2 separate regions of the Homo sapiens genome follow, and region 2 is linked to region 1. The links are chromatin loops, found by intact Hi-C in ENCODE. Cell type or tissue: CD14-positive monocyte. All regions are shown on one strand.

Region 1 (2,500 bases):
CTGATAAAGCACAGAACAGGGAATGCAAACCCAGGCAAGGGGACCCTGGCTGGTTGTGATCACAGTGAGACATTTTGGAGTTTCAGATCTTGGAGGAAGAGAAGCACTAATGTTAATGATACCTGACCTTGTTCTCTAGTTTCTTGTTTTTATTTTTACTTTTTCCAACATTCTCCTTACACCACATATTTTTCTACCTTCATGTTTTTGTTCAAATTCTTTTCTCCCACAGGAAGGTTGTTCTTCTCTTCTGGCCTTTAGGTTTTCTTGTTTTGTTTTGTTGATATTGCAAAAGGGTGGTTAAAATGATTTGGTAGCTGAAAAAATTGGACATTTTATTTGTGTTATGTTATATTGTGCTGTTTAGTAAAAATATGTGAAATTTCAGTGTTTCCTAGAATATAATATATATTACTGAGAAGTGACTCTTGCATTTCACATTAATGGAGCTACAGGTGACTTACAGATGTGCTCGTGAACAGAGGAGAAGCATGCTTATGCTATTTTTCCACTAGATTTGGATAAGCTGGAATAAAAAGATATGGTCCTCATTTTACATTTCATCTCTGATATGAATTATCTCTGAACCTTTTTAAAGACCTGAAGTCTCTCTTTATGTTTCCCAAATTTGTATTGCTGAGAATTATTTGCCCATGTTCCTGAGATATTACAAAATTAAAAAATCCTCAATACTTAAGTATTAAGGGCTGTTCCCACAGCCCTTTTAGTACTGTTCTTATGGATAAAAGTGTTTCCAAATACAGCAAATGTTTCATCTTCATATATTAAAAAATGTGGACAATACATAAAACTCTTATCAGAATATTGGGCTCCTTCCTTGTTTCTCAAATGGCCCTCCAAGATGTCCAAGGAGGTGAGCATTCTTTCTGACCACATGGAAGGTGCTCTCTCCAGAGCTGTGGCACTCCATTAAAACAACTCTGCCCACAGAGTTCAAATGCTGAGGGTTGCAAGAAGAAAAGTAAGCTTGAATCTTTGTAGGTAAGTGGAAAAGAGTTCTCCTACAAGGGAGTCTCTATTCTTTGAAATAACCCAAATCTGAAACCCTTCATTTATAAATTAAAGAAGAAACCTGCTGAACTACACTGAAACCAGGGAGAGAGAGAAAAGCAATGTTGCTGGCAACTGTGCTATATACTCAGTCAACTGTAACTCTTAGGTGAGTAAATCCTGCATGTGTGTAGAGATCTGGTAGTGTAGAAACAAAGGCTATGACAAAGAAACCTAAGAAATCTTTGATCTCTTCTTAAACTTCCATTCCCTAGAAATGGAACTGGGAAAAGTGAAGCCGCATTTGATTCCACAAACACTTGCAACCATCTTTCAAGTATCCTGGACGGAATCAAGTCCAAAGTGTGCTTTGCCAAACCCAAGGGAAATTCACTCCATATGTTTCTGATTCATGTATAGTTTAATCATCAAAATATTGTTTTGCAAGGACTAGTTTTGTCCAAGAAAGCTTTTATGAGCCATTTGAAAACACTATCTTGAAAACAGGAAGTTCCGTTTTGCCAAGAGCTAACAGACGCCTGAGCAGAGGCTCTGGATTTGGTTGTCGGGGCAGAAGCCCTGGATACCGAGATTTCCAACATGGCAGAGCTGGCTTTATAATTCCTTCGGGGAGTCTGTGTTATGTGCCCTCTCCACTCACCAGAATTATAGAACTCTTTCAGGGAAAAGAACCCAAGGGAAGGGTGATCACGGGCTTCCATGATTTCCACTCAAACTCATTGCCCTTCATGGAATCGCATGCCCGCTTCCCCCCACATTCCATTTGCTAAATGATGGTTCAGAGATAACTTCTCTACTGAAATCATGTTGGCATTGTAGCCGTTAAAAGCCTAAGGTAGAATTTCACAAATGAGCTTGGAAAACAGCAGCTTCAAAGGAGCTATTGACTCCAGGAAAAGGAAAAGCAAAATTCTCTTTCTTCCTGAGTTTCTTTAATTTTTTTTCATGGCAAAATATGCATAACATGAAATTTAGCATCGTGACTATATTTAGGTCTTCAGGCTTGTGGCATAAAGTACATTCACAGTATTGTGCAACCATCACCACCATCCGTGCCTCTCCAGAACTCTTCATTTGCAAGAGTGAAACATTTGCCCGTTAAACAATAACTTTTCATTCACCCTCCCCTCAGCCCCTTGAAAACATCATTCTACTTTCTGTCTGAATTAAGGAGTAACTAAATTCATCTGGTGATGTGAGCTTTTTTTGTCACTAAAATGCGAAAGGACTTTTGTTGTGTGGATTCTTGTTCAAGGGATATTGGATATATAGTAGGAAAATGTCTTTGATGATTTGATGAGAATTGTATAATTGACACAAATGGACTCCACTGATCCCCAGGCAAATCATGAAACTAGAGTTCAATGAAGGCATTTCACCAGGGAGTTCTGCTGCTGTGCTGCTTTTTGATGATCTGATAGTAAAAATGTATAGAATCTTCTTTTAAAAAAGAAAGAAAGAAAGAAAG
Region 2 (2,500 bases), 530 kb after region 1:
TCTGGATACAAGATCAACACATAAAAATCAATAGCATTCCTTGATACCAATTAGAAAACATAGTAAAGAAAATATTCTCATTCACAATAGCAACAGAAATGATATTGATCCTGAGAATAAGTTAAGCAAATTACGTTCAGGGCTTTATAGGGAAAATATCAAAAGTTGCTGAAAAAGGAAAAAGAAAAGCTGAATACATGAATAAAAAGAAAGATTTAATACTCTTTCCCCAGATGAGTCAATAGTTCAATAAAGGTAATTTGGAAAAAGAAGTACAAGGATGGGAAAAGAGCTGTTTCAATTATCTATTGGTATATAACAAACCTCCCACAACTTAATGGCTTGAAGCAAACATCATGATTCTGCAGTCTGGAATGGGCTCAGCTTTGCAGTGCTGTTGTGCTTGCAGGCGGTCACTCAGGTGGCCCCATTTAGCTGGGGACCAGTCAGCTGGGTTGCTAAGATGGGGGCGCTCCTCTCTTTGCCTAGGAAGTCTCAGGGCCTGTGGGCTCTTCCTGTAGGTCTCTCCAGCAGGGTAGCCAGACTGCTCACACGCTGGCTCAGGACTCCAAGAATGCTAGGCCCTGCCTAAGGTTTATTTTTTATTTTTATTTATTTATTAATTATTATTATTATTATTTTTTTTTTTTTGGAGACAGAGTCTCCCTCTGTCCCCCAGGCTGGAGTACAGTGGCATGATCTCGGCTCACTGCAACCTCCGCCTCCTGGGTTCAAGCGATTCTCATGCATCAGCCTCCCTAGTAGTTGGGATTACAGGTGCCTGCCACCACACCCGGCTAATTTTTTTTGTTTTTTTAGTAGAGACAGGGTTTCGCCATGTCGGCCAGGTTGGTCTCAAACTCCTGACTTCAGGTGATCTGCCCCTCTCGGACTCCCAAAGTGCTGGGATTACAGGCGTGAGCCACAAGGCCCAGCCCCTTGCCTAAGGTTTAGATCAGGAACTGACATAGTATTACTTCTAGTTCATGCTAAGATTAAAACAAGTCACAAGGCCAACCTAGATTTGAGGGGAGGGGACTACACAAGCGTTTGTATACAGGAGGTGTGTTCATCATTGAATCTGCCACCAGGGGCCTATCACCCACCAAGATTTGTAAAGTTACAGTATAGTGTTTGTAAAGTTACATTGTAGTAAAGTTACATTGTAGTGTTGGTGCAAGACTAGATAAATCAGTCAATGGATCAGCATAGAGACCCCCGAAACATGTCTGCATATGTGGAAACTTGATGAAAGAAGTGTCATTATACATCAGTAAGGAAAGGATAGACTTTTAAAAGTAGGGGTGGGACAAATGATACTTTGTACCTATGATGCATTTCGACTGCTATAATTCTTTGACACTCCTCCCTTTAAGATATGGAGTGTAATTCCCTTCCCATGGACTGTGGGCTAGACTTGGTGACTCACTTCTAATGAACAGGGTAAAATGGGACAGTGAGTGACTCTAGAAACTGTCATAAAAGGCACTGCAGCTTCCTACTTACTCACATTTTCTCTCTGTCTTGCCTCACTCACTCTGGGGGAAGCCAGCTGCCATGTCATGGGGACTTTCAGGCAACCTTGTGGAGGAACCAAGGCCTTCCACCAACAACCATCTGAATGTGCCACCTTGGAAGCAGATCTTCCAACATGGCCTTCAGATGTGTCTTAGTCTGCTCAGGTTGCTATTAAAAAAAAACTACAGGCCGTGTGTGGTGGCTCATGCCTATAATCCCAGCACTTTGGGAGGCCGAGGCGGGCGGATCACCTGAGGTCAGGAGTTCAAGATCAGCCTGGCCAACATGGCGAAACCCCGTCTCTACTAAAAATACAAAAAATTAGCTGGGTGTGGTGGCAGGCAACTGTAATCCCAGCTACTCAGGAGGCTGAGGCAGGAGAATCGCTTGAACCCAGGAGGCGGAGGTTGCAGTGAGCCGAGATCACGTCATTGCACTCCAGCCTGGGCAAAAAGACGGAGTGAAACACCATCTCAAAAACAAAACAAACAACAACAACAACAACAAACTGGATGCCTTAAGCAACAAACGTTTGTTTCTCACAGTTCTGGAGACTGGGAAGTCTAAGATCAAGATGCCAGCAGATCTGGTGACTGGTGAGGACCTGTCTCTTGACTGGCTGTGTCCTCACATGGCAGAGAAAGAAAGAGCTCTGGTCTCTTCCTCTTTTCGTAAGGGCACTAATCTCATCATGAGGGCTCCATTCTCAGGACCTCATCTAAACCTACTCACCCCCAAAGACACCACCTCCAAATACCATCACACTGGGGATTAAGGCTTCAACACATGAACTTGGGGGGACACAAGCATTTAGTCCACAGCAAGATGACTGCAACCCTGCCCCACAGCTTAACTGCTGAGCCAGAACCACCCACTAAGTTGTTCCCAGATTTCTGACCCTCAGACACTATGAGATAATAAATGTATATGCTTCTAGGTTGCTAAACTTGAGGATTGTTTGTTATGCAGCAGTAGATAACTA

What was found. A loop is a pair of places that touch in the nucleus more often than their neighbours do. Peaks named below come from ENCODE experiments on the same cell type or tissue, not always from the same donor. Only the 100,000 strongest peaks of a DNase experiment are listed, where the experiment ranks them.
Region 2: a loop joins it to region 1, with 4 times the contacts of the local background. A loop is called at or near these places in 1 of 110 quality-filtered maps.

Annotation. Positions count from the first base shown.
Region 1 is chr6:12,966,405-12,968,904 of GRCh38, forward strand. All of the region lies in intron 4 of PHACTR1 (phosphatase and actin regulator 1), which reads left to right. Among named protein-coding and RNA genes, the nearest start is that of PHACTR1, 250 kb to the left of the region's middle. In CD14-positive monocyte, no CTCF peak of the experiment used is centred here; a DNase peak (open chromatin) is centred at 1,527; H3K4me3 peaks cover 927 bases.
Region 2 is chr6:13,498,961-13,501,460 of GRCh38, forward strand. No RefSeq gene overlaps it. Among named protein-coding and RNA genes, the nearest start is that of GFOD1, 13 kb to the left of the region's middle. In CD14-positive monocyte, no CTCF peak of the experiment used is centred here; a DNase peak (open chromatin) is centred at 1,511.